2 separate regions of the Homo sapiens genome follow, and region 1 is linked to region 2. Evidence: chromatin loops called from intact Hi-C (ENCODE). Cell type or tissue: heart right ventricle. All regions are shown on one strand.

Region 1 (8,000 bases), 240 kb before region 2:
TGACTCTGAGCTGCCAGCTGCCACATGGCAGGCACTTAGTCCTTGGCCCCTAAGGCAATTCTAAAGATCCCTATAAGATGCTTTCTTATGTGTATTATTAAGACGACCAACTCATCCCAGCTTGTCCAGGACTTTCCTGGTTTTACCACTGAATGTTCTGGGGTCCAAGAACCTCTCAGTCCAAAGCAAACCAGGTTGCTCATCCTAAGTGTGTTTGGAAACATGTCTGACCTGCTCACGTGTTTTTGCTCAGGGCCCCTCCTCAAGCTGCCAAGCCACTGCCTCAGCCAAACACCCCAGGGAGCTCTGATAACCTCCAGCAACTCTCCCTGGCCAATCTCTGTTAGGCAACAGATGCCACCCTTCTAGCTTTGGGGAAGGAGACATAGCCCTCCTACACTGAGTTCCAGACATGCTTACCTACCCCCTACATCAACTTTCCAGAGCTCCACTGTATTAGTCTGTTCTCACATTGCTAATAAAGACATACCCAAGACTGGGTAATGTATAAAGAAAAAGAGATTTAATGGACTCACAGTTTCACATGGCTGGGGAGGCCTCACAATCATGGCAGAAGGTGATGGAGGAGCAAAGGCACATCTTATATGATGGCAGTCAAAAGTGTGTGTGCAGGGGAATTGCCCTTTATAAAACCATCAGATCTCATAAGACTTATTCACTACCATGAGAACAGCACAGGAAAATCCGCCCCCATGATTCAATTACTTCCCACCAGGTTCCTCCTACAACATGTGGGGATTATAGGAGCTACAATTCAAGATGAGATTTTGGTGGGGAGACAGCCAAACCATATCATTCCACCCCTGGCTCCTCCAAAATCTCATGTGCTCACATTTCAAAACCAACCATGCCTTCCCAATAGTCTTCCAAAGTCTTAACTCATGTCACCATTAACTCAAAAGTCCACAGTCCAAAGTCTCATCTAAGAAAAGGCAAATCCCTTCTGCCTACGAGCCTGTAAAATCAAAAGCAAGTTAGTTACTTCCTAGATACAATGGGGTACAGGCATTGGGTAAATACCCCCATTCCAAATGGGAGAAATTGACAAAAACAAAGGGGCTATAGGCCCCATGCAAGTCCAAAATCCAGTGGGGCAGCCAAATCTTAAATCTCGGAAATTATCTCCTTTGACTTCATGTCTCACATCCAGGTCACGCTGATGAAAGAGGTGGGCTCCCATGATCTTGGGCAGCTCTGTTCCTGTGGCTTTGCAGGGTACAGCCCCGCTCCTGGCTGCTTTTATGAGCTAGCATTGAGTGTCTATAGCTTTTCCAGGCTCACAGTGTAAGCTGTCAGTGGATCCGCCATTCTAGGGTCTGGAGGACAGTGGTCCTCTTCTCATAGCTCCACTAGGCAGTGCCCCAGTGGGGACTCTGGGTGGGGGCTCCAACCCCACATTTCCCTTCTGCACTGCCCTAGCAGAGGTTCTCCATCAGGGCTCTGCCCCTGTAGCACACCTCTGCCTGGACATCCAGGTGTTTCTATACATCCTCTGAAATCTAGGCAGAGGTTCCCAAACCTCAACTCTTGTCATTTGCACACCCACAGGACAAGCTCCACATGAAAGCTGCCAAGGCTTGGGGCTTGCACCCTTTGAAGCCATGGCCCGAGCTGTACCTTGGCCTCTTTCAGCCATGGCTGGAGCAGCTAGGACACAGAGCACCAAGACCCTTGACTGCACACAGCAGAAGGGCCCTGGGCCCAGCCCACAAAACCATTTTTTCTGATTAGGCCTCCAGGCCTGTGATGGGAGGGGCTGCCATGAAGTTCTCTGACATGCCCTGGATACATTTTCCCCTGTCTTAGCGAATAGCATTTGGCTCCTTGTTACTTCTGCAAATTTCTGTAGCTAGCTTGAATTTCTCCCTAGAAAATGGTTTTTTCTTTTCTACTGCATCATCAGGCTGCAAAATTTTCGAACTTTTATGCCCTGCCACCTCTTGAATGCTTTGTTGCTTAGAAATTTCTTCCACCAGATACCCCACGTTATCTCTCTGAAGTTCAAAGTTCCACAGATCTCTAGGGCAGGGGCAAAATGCCACCAGTCTCTTTGCATAGCAAGAACGACCTTTACTCCAGTTCCCAACAAGCTCCTCATCTCCATCTGAGACCACCTCAGCCCAGACTTTATTGTCCCTATCACTGTCAGCATTTTGGTCAAAGCCATTCAACAAGTCCCTAGGAAGTTCCAAACTTTCCCACATCTTCCTATCTTCTGAGCCCTCCAAGTCTCTAGGAAATTCCAAACATTCCCACATTTTTCTACCTTCTTCTGAGCCCCAACTGTTCCAACCTCTGCCCATTACCCAGTTCCAAAGTTGCTTCCACATTTTTGGGTATCTTTACAGCAGCTCCCCACTTTCTGCAGCACCAATTTATTGTATTAGTCTGTTCTCACACTGCTAATAAAATACCCAAGACTGGGTAATTTATAAAGAAAAGGAGGTTTAATGGACTCACAGTCCCACATGGCTGGGGAGGCCTCACAATCATGGCAGAAGTTGAATGAGGAGCAAAGTCACGTCTGACATGGCAGCAGGCAAGAGAGCATGTGCAGGGGAACTCCCCTTTGTAAAACCATCAGATCTTATGAGACTTATTCACTATCATGAGAACAGCACGAGAAAACTCACCCCCATGATTCAATTACCTCCCACCTAGTTCCTCTCACAACATGTGGGGATTATGGGAGCTATAATTCAAGATAGAGATTTGCATGGGGACACAGCCGAACCATATCACCACCAGACAATTAACAAAACTTCTTCAAAGGCTTATGGATAATGGAAGGAAAGCTCAGCCTCAAAGGTAATTTCAACTTTTGGCAAAGCAGCTACCTGAAACACACCTACCAGAGCCATTCTCAGTAGCAGGTCCAGCTCCACATGAGAGTCCAGCACATGTCTGCCACCAGAAAGTTTGGGCCCAGCTGTCAAATGGCTTTGAGAGAGAAAAGACTTCTCTGTCCCTCTAGTTTCAGGCTGGCTTCCCAGAGAGGTAGAAACTACTACTGCTGCCTGGCATTCATTCCCCCGCTTTCTTAGTAAAAAGCACCCTGATTTACTTAGGAGGGTAAAGTGCCCAGATAACAGGCTTCATTTCTCAATTCCTCAGCCAGCTGTGGAAGTGTTTGGGGGAATGTCAGAAAAGCTATTTAAAGGGAGAATCAGTGAGGAGGTCTCACTCCAATACACATACACTCACACATGCTATTAATTTTTCCTCTTTCATCTTTCTTCCTTCTAGGCTTCAATGTGGATATGATGGCTGGAGCTCCAGCAGCCATCCTGTGACCCTGAGAACAAGCCATTCATTGAGGCTAATGAAGCAGGAAGAAGGAATCCTGAGTCCTTGGGAAACAAGGATCTACCTGAATAGCTCCGAATGCCTACTTCTAGATGTCCTTTTAGAAAGAGAAGCACACCCTTGTGTATTTCAGCCACTGCTATTTAAGGTTTAACCTAATCATGATATAATTGGTTTTTCTTGGAATGATTCAGTGGTAATTTTTTCTTCCATAAGAAGCAATCCCAACCCCTACCACTAGGGGGTGGCCTTGCCCTGTAGGCCTCAACATGACAATTACATCACTGCATATCAGAGTCCAACATCAGTGCATTCTGTGTAATTCAGTCTCAAATAACAACGTGCATGTGACAGCAGTGGTCCAGTCTGAGCTAAGCTGTGCCAAACTCCATCCAGTTCCTTTAGCATGAGATTTGGATCTCATGCTTTTCTTCTCTTTTCTATATCCAATTCTTCAGCTTGGACCCAAAAAAGCAAGCCCCAGGACCAAAAAAGTATGCAGAGAAGCAGCTCTGACTCTAGCAAACACACAGTTTGTATTTCCAAACAGAACAATGAGCTTCTAGTCTGAACAACATCCCATTTGATGGTAACTTGATACTTTCCTCTTTTTGTTTTTCCAGCAAGAAGCAATGGGTAGGTACTTGCTTTACATTTGTGAAAAGATACCTGGCTGGTGGGTCTGATAAAGAGAGACTCTACCCTGGCAGGATTATTGATATCTCTACCTCCTACAAGATGGAAAATCACTTGCAGCATTTAAGTGACTGTTTTTCCAGTTTATGCTGATCAAAGTTTCAAAAATCTCTAGGCAGAGTTTTAGTCACTAATAATCTGAAGTGAAGGGAATAATTTATCTAATTATTGCTCAGGCTAAAAGCAAGCTGCTGTCTCAAAATGAAAGTACAGTGCTAGTTCTATAAATACCCACTCACAACTAACCAACAAAGGAGTTTGTGGTGTGAGAAGTGGAACTTTTGATAGTTTCAGATTGCATTGCTTTGGTGTCATCTGTGCTCTCCTTGTCTACCTCCATTTACATCGTGATGCTGTATAGTTAAGACTTGGGCAGAGGGAGGAAAGGGGTTCATGGGGAGCTAGTAATCCTGCATTTTTCCTCAATTTTCTTACTAGACTGCCATATTAGATAAGAACAAAAAATGTGCCTATTGAATAGTCTAACCAAAGAACTTAAGAAAGAATCACTTTTTTTCCTCCATTTCGGTAAAGACCGTGCCGAAAGTTTTCATATGTAATAAAACCAGTGATCACCAGTTAATCTCAACCTAAGAGAAAGAACCAAAATGAACCACTCACAAGAATAGAAACAGGCATCCCTTGGGAGTAGGGTTTAACAAATGAAAATACAGGACACTCTGTAATTTGATTTTTCTGCAATATTTGGGACGCGCTTATATGAAAAAATTATTTGATATTTATTCAAAATTCAAATTTAATGGTATGTCCAGGATTTTATCTGGCAACCCTACTTGGGGGTAAAGAATCTGTTCCTTCCTTGTGGGGGATGGGAAGAACAGTACAAAATGAGCAGATTCTGAAATATATCAAGGAAACTGTCACTGGAAAAGTCACTGATTAAAAACAAAACACCCACAAACCACTAGGCCCTGTGCACAGGTTCCTCCAAGAAGCTAAGTCTTCTTGTTTTTTATCTTTTGTATCTTCACAGAGTCTAGATGCCCTCCTGCTCTGGGTATATTGAGAGCTCAGTGAGGAGTGCTGACCAACTGGATAGTCAATGACCACTGAGGAGGAGGTGGCTATGCAAGCCCCAGATCTCTGGGATCATGTGTTCTGTACTTTCAGATGTGCATCTGCAAAGGCCTGGAGTGCCAAGTGTCCTCTCCTTAGAGAGGCAAGGCAACAGCAAGGCAATCAGTTGTTACCCCAATGTCCAGCCTCCCCTATTGTCTTTCAGAGGGCATTTTGTCCAAACTATGGGGTAAGAAAAGGGTTTGGTTTTACACTTTTAGCCAGAGTTTACCCTCCGGGAATACTCCTTCTACCACATCTGCCAGGGATCTATTTTCCAAAGGTACTGGTTGGTCACTCAGAATCCACTGGGTGCAGACACGCAAAGATGTGCAACTTCTCCTCTGTATCAAATAAGGATACAGGTGGGCAGTGCTCCATTTTTCTGCCTTTTCACTCTCCACACTAGGCTTTGTAGACATGGACACATGAAAGCACAGAACAGTAAGTCAATGTCAGAGGGAATTATAGGTAAGGACCCCCACCTTCATTCCAATTCTCTTCTGACATTGACCATGCCATTCCGTAAGGCTAGAGGTCTCACTTACTTTTAACTTTCTTGAGTTTTCACAGTATGGGTACCTGAAAACTTAGACTCCTCTCCTCAGTGAGTTCCTCTCCCTGGTTCTCTCCCACTCCTGACTTGGTTTACTTTGAGCCCCCTCCCCAATCACCTTAAGTATTGTCTAAATTTTTGTCCACCTCCCCACCCTTTTTTTTTCTTTTCTTTTTCTTTCTTTCTTTTTCTTTTCTTTTTTTTTTTTTTTTCAAGACAGGCTCTCACTCTGTTGCCCAGGCTGGAGTGGAGTGACACAATTATAGCTCACTGCAGCCTTGCTCTCCCAGGCTAAAGCAATGCTCCTGCCTCAGCCTCCCACATAGCTGGGACTACAGGTACTTGCCACCATGCTGAGCTAATTTTTTAATTTTTTCGTAGAGCCAAGGTCTCGCTATGCTGCCCAGGCTGAATTCGAACTCCTCATTCTCCTACCTTGGCCTCCCAAAGTGCTGGGATTACAGGCGAAAGCCACAGCACCTGGACTCCCCATTCTTACCTACATGGAGAAGTCTTATTCTTTGGATTCATCCTTCTTCCCCATGCAAGGCCTCAAGTTTGCTTTCAGTCTGAAATAGCGCTGCTGGGTGATCAGAAATGCCCATTGCCACCCAAATCTTTTTGTTTTGTTTTGTTTTTTAATACCATCACCATGGATAGATGTGGCTCCTTTGGGCCACAATTCCATTTAATTTCAAGCTGCAGGCATAGCAGCCCTTTTAGTCACGGACCTGCTAAATTAGGCACATGGACTGTCTCAGGGAGAGTGTGGTCTGAATTCACATTGAGAGACACCTGTTTTCTCCCTGGCAAGACAACTAAGCCCTCTGGTTCCACCTGGGGCAACCCATTAACAAATGCTCCCTAGAAAGACCAGGAAGAACTCATTTAACTCAAACTGGTTTAATTTAGGTTCAGAGTGTCTGCTTCTGTGGGAAAGGGAAAGGGAGTGAGGACTGATTGGCAGTTCTTCCCACACACAGCTCAACAGCAAATGTTCATGGAGTCCTTAATTCTCTTAAGAGTAGCCTCAGAGATGTTGACTCTCTCTAAATTATGATGTTGCTTTTACAGCTGGGTTATTATAAGATTAGTGTAAGTTTGGTCACTTACACTTCATCTTACTATTCCTTCCTCACCTTATTTTTTATGAGAGCTCATAGGATCCCATTCTCCCACCTTCTGTTTCTCTTTTTTCCTTCTATGGCTCCTCATCTCTAACCCCTGTGTTCCCCACATACCACCAGCTCCTCCCATGGATCTGGTTTTCTTGGACTTCCTGATCTTGGCACAGACTTTCCCTTCAGGCTAGAACAGCCTTCTCTCACCTTCCTGCATCTGACCTACTCACCCTTCCAGACTGAGTAAATGTTACTTCCCTATTTAGACCATGCAGACCCGGGTGGCAGGGCTTCTCACACTTCAGTATGCATGAGAATCACCTGGAGAGCTTTTTCAACTATAAATTCCCTCTTCCCATCTCTGTCCCCTTCACCAAATTGTGATTTAGTAGGTCTGGGATGGGGCCCAAGAATTTGCATTTAAACAGCCTCCAAGGTATTCTCAATAGTGCTGGTCTGCAGGCCACACTTTGGGTACCACTGCCCCAGACTGAATTAAATCTCCCAGCTCTATGATCCCGGAGCTCCCTGTATTACTCCATCAAAACATATTATTGTTAATATTCCTATAATGTCTTTCCTCCCTGATAGGCTGAAAACACAGTGAAAGCAGGCCGTGTCCATTTTATTTGCTGCTGAATCCTCATCAATTAACACAAGGCCTGTCACACAGGATGTGCTTAATAAATCCAGGATTTATAAAAAAGGAAGTAGAAGAAAGGGGAATCTTTCCATGCTGAGAATCTTCAACATGTGAGCACGTTGCTTGGAAGTCAGTTCCCAAAAAGGAATCCAGAATGTATTGATGGTGGCCTTTGGAAGAAGGGTCTAGACAACCCCAGTGGTAATTTGCAATGTCATTATTTGCATTATATCTGTTATCTTTCTGGGGTGGGGTTGGGGGAATCTATGAGGCAATATTTTCAGTTATATCTAATAAAATAGCTTTGCAAATATCTACTCAACCAGGATGATGAATATATCCGAGTAATTAGCCAGGAGAATTCACCCCCTTTCCATTCCAGGCACTCCTTGCAGGGAATTCATGGCTGTGGAATAATACATGGGCAGAGCGGAGGCTCTGGAGTTAGACCCAGAAGGCCAGCTATACCATTTCCCAGCTCTGGGGCTCTGGCCAAGGTAACTTAACTGTCCAAAGCCTCAGTTTCCACTCATTTGTGAATGAGGATAAAATGGTACCCATGGACAGGCAGTAGGGTGTA
Region 2 (8,000 bases):
ATGTGATATATAGTCAGGCAGATAGATAGATGGATAGATGGATAGATAGATAGATAGATAGATAGATAGATAGATAGATAGATAGATAGATAGATAATCTGCCTATATGTTAGTTTTGAAGCCACAAAAGCAGATGAAATCCACAAGGAAGACAGAAAAGGTCAAAGAGTTCAGAGTACAAAGCAAGGGAGAATATCAGATTTAAAAGTAGCTGGGAAAAAGAAAAATGCTTAGTAATAAAGAAAGAACAGACTTGAACATTAAAAAAAACAAAGGAAATTTTCAGGGAGGCAGGCAGTGTTAGACAACACTGTCAAACTGCTGCAGAGCAATATAGAAGAAATATAAACTTAAAAAATAATTTTTAAGTTTAAATTTTAATTCTAAAAATTTTAAACCTATTCAATATGGAAGTTATAGATGATTTTGAGAATTCAGTAGAGTAAAAGAAGCAAAACAGAGTATGTGACAGAAATAATGTAGGTTTTATTTTCACATTTTTTTCCAGTTAGAAGGAAAGATTGAGAAACAGAATAATAGTTTGAAAAGAGTTAATGAGTTGAGAAAGGTTTTGGGGTTTTTTTTAAGATGTGAGAAACCTCTATGTGTTTGTAGTCTTGTAGAAGAGTAATGTTGTTGAGCAGGATGAAGGAGATGAGGCAGGAAGGGGGTGTTGTGGGGGCAAGAGAATGGGATTGAAGACAAAAGGCCATGAAAAAGATGAGTTATATGGCAGGAAAGAAAATGAGAAAAATGTCAAGATAAACATTTAAAGTTTTCATTTCAGAAGGTAGAACAATAAAGTGGTCTAAATTTCTCAGAAGAGAGGAATGGAGATTATTTCCTTTAGAGGAAAGAGCCAGAGCTGTGGTAGAGATTTTGAGAATGGGCATATCAGCTGTTGCTGCATAACAGACAACCCCTAAATTGATGCTTGAAAAAGCAAGCATTTATTATTCCTCCTGGTTCCCTGAGTTAGCTGGGTGGTTCATCTGGTCTTGGCTGGGCTCACTCATGCAACTGCAGTTAGCTGTGCATTGGGTAATCTGCTGTGCTGATCTTGGGGGATGGGCTGTCTGTGGACTAGTCTAAAATGGCCTTAGCAGGGCAGCTTGGCTCTCTTCTACGTGGTCTCTCATCCTCCAGCCTTGTTCTCATGGTAGCAGGATTCTGAGAGAGAGAAATAGAGACAAAAGCATTTGATGCCTCTTAAGGCTTAGGCTTAGAACCAAGCAGTCACTTGTGCCACATTCTGCTGGCCTCAACAAGTTTTAAAGCCAGACCGTATTTCCAAGGCAGGGGAATAAACTCCATCCTTAGTCAAGGGAGGAGTTTCAAAGTCATGCTCAAGAGTCTGGATATAGAGAGAGCTGGGGACTGGGACCATTTTTGTTATCAGTCTACTACTGGGGAAGGCTGTAAATAAGTGTGTTCCATGGACAGAAGAGTATGGTATAGTAGATGTGCTAAAATTGTGTATGTATTTTGTAACATGTATAAGATTATACATCTCAGACTATTTACATGTCAGATCTTGGTGTCTTCATTGTTAGTATTTTCTTTCTCCCCCCTTTCGAAGGTTGGACAATACATTAGAGGAAATTATATTTAAGCTGGTCCCTGGACTACGAGAACGTAAGTGGCTCTTTAGGTTCTTGCAGACTTTTGTGTTTTATGAAATCAACACTTCTATTAAAGATTTCATGACTTTTACTTTTATACTCTTTCTTTTAAATTAGAAGAACTTGAGCGTGAATCTGAATTTTGGAAGAAAAATAAGCCTCAAGAAAATGGACAAGGTGACTTTTTCTTATGTCTGTTTCTGACAGCACCTCTTAAACTGGTCAGCTTTTCATAGTTTAGGTGAACTAATATGTCTCTTCAGGCTCACATTTTTCCTGCACAAAATTCATGCACCCTTTTATTTACATTACGAACCTTTTTCTCTATATGAGATTTTATATAAATGAGTGTAAATCTGAAGTCACTTTAGTGAGGGTAATTGGAAATAGAGGAAATTGGACTTTGGGAAGAGAAAAGGGAGATAAAAGAGAAGATTGGCTAGGTGTTTATAGTGGTAATTTCTAGGGAGCTAAAGGAAGCTGAAGTAAGAAATAGCCACAGCTTGCAACTAAACAGTGAAGAGTTTTTTGTTTTATTTTGTATGTTTGCCTCTAAAGGAGAGGGAGCTGAGATGTGGCTGAGAGCCAGATCAGGAGATTTTACTATGCTCTGATATTCTGGAATGAAGTTTTTATAAGTAGAGCTCAGGTGATACAAACTTATACATCATGGAAATTTAGAAAGTATTTCTGGGTGCTTATGGGAATTTTCTCCATCACCCAGATTTCTCCTCTGGGTCCCAAAAGACTCAGCAATTAGTAATTTTTAATAATAATTTCAGCAAAGGGGCAAACATTACTGAGCAGATAAAAGGCTTTTAGTGTATATATATATATATATATATATATATATATATATATATATATATATATGTATAAAATCTACACAAAGGGATATTAAAATTATAAGAAACTAGTATCGCTCCCATTTTTTTAAATATGAGATTTAATTTAGGATGTCCTAAATATCATTTAAAGTTATTCAAGAATGTGTGTGTGTTCTTATAGGGTCACTTGTAAGTTCAGCCTCCCAATCTTGGTTTTCCCATAAGATCATAGGATTGTCAATTATACATGATTAAGGTGGATGAGATCTCCCTTTTTTAATCTGTAAAATGGAGATTATCATTTTATTCGTTCAACTTAACTGTGCAAGGCTGTTAGAGCAGGGGAAGTTTGAGAATAGTTTTGATGCTAGAATAAGGTAACAAGAGACTATTTTTTATCTGTAACAACAACAACAAAAAAATGGCAAAGAAGCTAAGCCTGGCCAAAAAAATAACTAGGGCTTGTTTTACCCACGTGTACACTGCAATTAAACAATAACAACCAATTATAGTAGTAGTGCTCTAGTAAAAATACAGATAAGATAAGGCTAATTAAATATTCCAGTTTTTGACTGCCTATTCAAGAGGACAGGAGCCTGAGGGATTGTCATCAGAAGTTACGTGGTAGGTTTACTCTATGGTTCTACGTATCACAGTTTAACTTGTGAAGGGCTGTAGCCTACTTTGTGAATTTTATCTCCCTTTTCCTATTGTTTCTCCCATTTTAAAGTATTTCTGGTATTTGGTCTTTAGCTTGGGTGGAGAATTCAGATTTTTTGTTGGAGCTAGGAGTTTGGTTCATAGAAGGCAACTCCTATCTATGTATATTCTCTATAAATAAGGAGAAGAAAACATGTAGAAAAAAGAGAACCCACCTCCCCGCTCTATGGTATACCTGTAGTGCTTTTACTACAGTCATCAAAAAGGATCTGGCCAGTCACTTTGCAGGGAAGCTTTTCTACAAGTAATGTTTAGCTGGCTGATTTTTTCAAGTGTTAGCTTAGAGGTATCTCATCTGGAAATCGTCCCTGCTTCACTCCCAAAGTTTGGGTTTATTGTCTCTTTTATATGTGCATGCATAGTCCATTTTACCTCTCACATCCTGTATTTGTCTGGTTTTTTCTTTTTTTTTTTTTTTTAGCTTGCCTTTATTTGATTCCATACCCTGACCACTGTGAGAGAGAGGATGATAGCTCTAGTTTCAGTATTGTTCCCTCAGGCCTTGTATGATGTGTATCCAACATATAGTTAGAACTACTCAACAGATGAATGATAAATATAGCTGCATTATTTATAGGCTACAGGTTTGTAATAGGTGAAATACATTTGTATATAATATAAAGTATGCCATTGAGATATCTTTAATGGAGTTGTAACATGTTATGTATTAATAGCTATATACATGTTAAAAAGCTAATTCATTATACTCGTTTTTTTTCACTGGCTGATTTTATGAATAGTAATTTGAAATTTTGAGAACTTAATTTTATCATTTGAAAAGTATTTGGTTTTAATTTGAATATATACTTATTTATAAACGAGTATAATTTATATATACACCTATAAATAATTTGGAAGTATTTTTATATATTCTGTCCACTTTCTAACATAGTCTAATTACTAATTGTAATCATTTTTTTGGCTAAATACAGCTAGTCCTGAATCTTTCATTTGGATGTCCCAATGAGCCTAGAAATCTTAAGCTATGTTAATAAGTTTCCAATTTTTTTTTTTTTTTTTTACAAAATATTTCCATTGCTGAGTTGGTTGGAACATTTTAAAGATACTAAGTTCTTCTTCAAAAACTGTTAGGAAATTTTTTAAAGTTGATTTTTGTTTTGATTATCAATGTATGATTGCTTAACTTTAAAATCAACTTTGATTTATAGCTAACTTAGTTTTGTTTAAATTATACAGATGATACTTCAAAAGCTGACAAACCGAAAGTAGATGAAGAAGGTGATGAAAATGAAGATGATAAAGATTATCACAGAAGTGACCCACAAATTGCTATCTGTCTAGATTGTTTACGAAATAATGGGCAATCAGGGGACAATGTAGTAAAGGTGAGTGAACAAGTACTATGGTATTTTTATGATCAGTTTATAGTAAACCCTTGATAATTTGTTGACAAATTTTCTAATGCTTCAAAATGTTTGCTTTCAAAGTTTTAATTAACATAATTAAATAAAATGCCATTCTTTGACAATCCTATGCTTAGAAATGGTTACTATTCCCACAACTGAACTGTCTTGGGCCAATGCCACCATCTAGTGGCTAATGCCCAGAATCACACCTCTGTTTCTCCTTTTATACCTTTGCTGGAAATTCATATGCATGGTTTCTGTTTTTTAGAGTGGTGACCAACTTAGACTTAGAGAATTTCATGTCACTGGTAGTTCTAGCCCTTTTATTCATTCTCTTCTAATTTTATCCTTTATTTCTCTATTTTTATTTGCAACTCAACAAGATTTCCATGTCAGAGCTAACATATTTTGTGAATAATTTAATCAATTAGTTTTGAAGTAAAATTAGATGTTGTAAAATGCCTCTGAACTTTTAAACTCCTTGAAGGCCCTCAGTTATTTCCTATAGAATCTCCATTTCTGGTACTGTTTTCCTCTGCCTCTGCTAATTGAATCTTTCCTTAGAGGATCTTTATAGGAAGTTTAAAACACTCTGCTTTTATAGATTTTCTTTGGTCTTTAAATGGTGTTACTTTAATAATGTTTTCTACCTTTTTATTACAAGCAGCTTTTATTTTTATTACAAATCTTCACTACTTCAGCTGTTAGATTTTTGTCACTTTATCCTAGCAAATGTCAGCCACTGAGAATATTGTTTATCTCTCTGTATTCTGTGTTTTATTCAAATGCCTATATTCATTGTCTCTAATTTTCTTTTACTTCCTCTGTGTACATCTATAGGCTAGTGGGTTGAATTTTTTACTAATACGTTTAATGGCATTTTCCTATTAGGAAGTGAAAAACAATTTTTCACTTCAGATTAAGTTTTCCTGGCATCTTATAACAACATATATGAGCACAGTAATTCAGTGAATATTTATCCACTATGTGAACAGTAGACAGTGAAGATGTAAGTAGTAAGAAAAAACATCTTTCACTCAAGGAACTTGGTTAGGTCTTATACATACAAATAGTTAAGGTAATTGATTTTGTTAAGGGGAATTTATTGGACAGGGCATGTAATAAAGTGCATCTATCTTTAGAGAAATGACCACTGTACCTATTTATCCTTACAGTATTTTCAGTTGTTTCTTATGGTCTTTCCCAAAAGTCATCCCCCTTTTTGGGAAGTTCTTTTTCATAGAGTTCATGGTCATCCTTTAGCTCTCCAATACATGAGTTAGCTCATACTGAAAGTTAAATCAATGGAAAGGCTGAATATCTTCTCATAAACAAACGTAAAGTCCACTTCTCTGCATGATTTCTCATATGAAAGTATAAAAGATTGAATTTTAGAAATTTATTTGAAAAATTAACCACCCCTGCTTGTTGTTCTCCTTTTTGACATCTTTGACACTTTGCTATTCTAGTTGACCTTTTATCCATTCACTTTTTCCTTTATGGACTTTTCTTCATCCTTGTACCTTCATTCTTAGTTTATAAATGACTTTTACTAAGCTACCCTGATTCTTCCTTTTTTTCCTGTGGCATTCCTGCTTTGTCTCCACTGCCTCTACTTCTTGCCTTCTACTTGATATATGTAAGTATGTCCTAATACTTTCTCTGTATCTATTTTAGGAGATCTTCTCCATTTTCTGTGTGGCTTCAACTACGCAAAGGATTTTTTAACTTTTATTTTAGGTTCAGGAGGACATGTGCAGGTTTCTTACATAAGTAAATTGTGTGTCACAGGTTTGGCGTAAGGTTATTTTGTCACCCAGGTAATAGGCATAATAGTCAATAGGTAGTTTTTCAATCCTGTCTCGCCCCCTACCATTCCACCTTCAAGTAGGGCCTCATGTCTGTTGTTCTCTTCTTTATGCAAAGGACTTTTAAGTCCTCATTTCCAGCCCTGCTTTGTTTCCCAAGCTGAAGTGTTATGTCTCTATTTTTAAATAGACCAGTTGAGAGTTTCACTAACACCGGAAACTTGACTTGTCTAAGTTGTCTAATTCATTATACTTTCATCTAACTTTGGTCCAAACATGCAGTTTTAGTTATGACTGCTGTCTTTCAGCCAATCAAATAAGTTCAAAAGCTTCGCGTCATCTTTGATCTGTTACTCTTTTCTTTCAACCAGTCACTAAGTCCTGCAAAATTCCCCCAGTTTAGTGCTGCTCACCCTTATATCTACATTTTTTAAGTAGTTATTAAGTGTTTTCTGTACCCTTAATTTTTCTTTTGTTATCCAGGGCTAGGGCCACTTGCCTGAGTGTGTGTAAGGCCCAGAGTGAGGGCCATGACCAATCTCAGGGTCAGATGGTAAGTATTTTAGGCTCTGTAGGCCATATGGTCTCTGTTGCAATTTACTCAACTTATTCATTATAGCACTAAAGCAGCACAGACAATAGTAAATGAATGGGCTTGGTTGTGTTTCAATAAAACATTACTTACAGAAATTGATGGCCAGCCAGATTTGGCCTGAGGACATGGTCATTGTACAGGCCAAAAGTTTGCCACCTTTTGGCCTGTACAATTAAGTCATAACTCCTTACATTAGTATTCAAGGCCCTTCCCTAACAAGCACCTCTTTTAATAAGTTTATCTCCCATTAAACCCATTAGTAAATCGTCCTTTCAAAACAAGTGATTATTCCTTTATGTATGTGTTCGTTCTCTCTCTCTGTCTCTTCCCCTCCACCTCGTGTGTGTGTGTGTGTGTGTGTGTGTGTTGGAAACCATATATCTGACAAAAGATCTGTATCTAGATTATATAAAAGCTTGTGTTATGAATACTTAAGACCTCTAAAACTTTGAACAACCCTTCCTTTTTGGCGTGTTCTTTCCTCTTCCACCATCCTATGCTTCTGTCAAGACCCAGAGATTTTTATTTTTTGTGACGCTTTTCCCAACCTAGTGAATCCCTTTTCTGAAATTCTGTAGTACTTATATTTATCTGTCAATTAGGGATTAGTTTGTTATCTATTAAGGATGTGCCTAAGAGTTCTAGGCACTGATACTATCTTTTTTTTATATGTGTGTTGTCCTTGATACTAGACTGTAAATCCCTTAGTGGCAGAGACACAATGTCTGTATTGCTTTATAGCCTTCTCAGCCATCTCATTCCTCTGCAGTAGGATGTGATTCACAAATGTGGTGGGGCAGTAGTTGCATGTATAGTTTATACAGAATATCTACTGCTTTTATAATACAGAAGTCAAAGTCAAGAGTGGGATGTCAATAAAAAGAGTAGAGTAAGTATCTCTGAAAATTCACTTTTCCATGAAAGTATAAAAATACTGGCAAAAATGTTCAGTGTCAGCTTTTTCAGAGATCTGATATTAAACAAAGGCTTATAGATGCATATAGAGCATTTTATCAAGAAGATGACTAACTATCAGTATAAAGGGTGAGCTTTGTGGCATT

The links. A loop is a pair of places that touch in the nucleus more often than their neighbours do. Peaks named below come from ENCODE experiments on the same cell type or tissue, not always from the same donor. Only the 100,000 strongest peaks of a DNase experiment are listed, where the experiment ranks them.
Region 1: it touches region 2 in a loop (8-fold over the local background); 93 of 110 quality-filtered maps call a loop at or near these places.

Annotation. Positions count from the first base shown.
Region 1 is chr10:91,002,878-91,010,877 of GRCh38, forward strand. The region is part of intron 1 of LOC124902479 (a long non-coding RNA gene); the gene reads right to left. Among named protein-coding and RNA genes, the nearest start is that of LINC00502, 39 kb to the right of the region's middle. In heart right ventricle, a CTCF peak has its summit at 3,566 (motif pointing right); a DNase peak (open chromatin) is centred at 3,604; H3K27ac peaks cover 966 bases.
Region 2 is chr10:91,246,926-91,254,925 of GRCh38, forward strand. It overlaps PCGF5 (polycomb group ring finger 5), which reads left to right. Exons shown (of 10, transcript NM_032373.5): 4 at 1,580-1,635; 5 at 1,740-1,799; 6 at 4,367-4,515. Among named protein-coding and RNA genes, the nearest start is that of PCGF5, 30 kb to the left of the region's middle. RefSeq lists a silencer at 904-1,086. In heart right ventricle, CTCF peaks have their summits at 4,722 (motif pointing left) and 4,926; a DNase peak (open chromatin) is centred at 4,716; H3K27ac peaks cover 1,290 bases.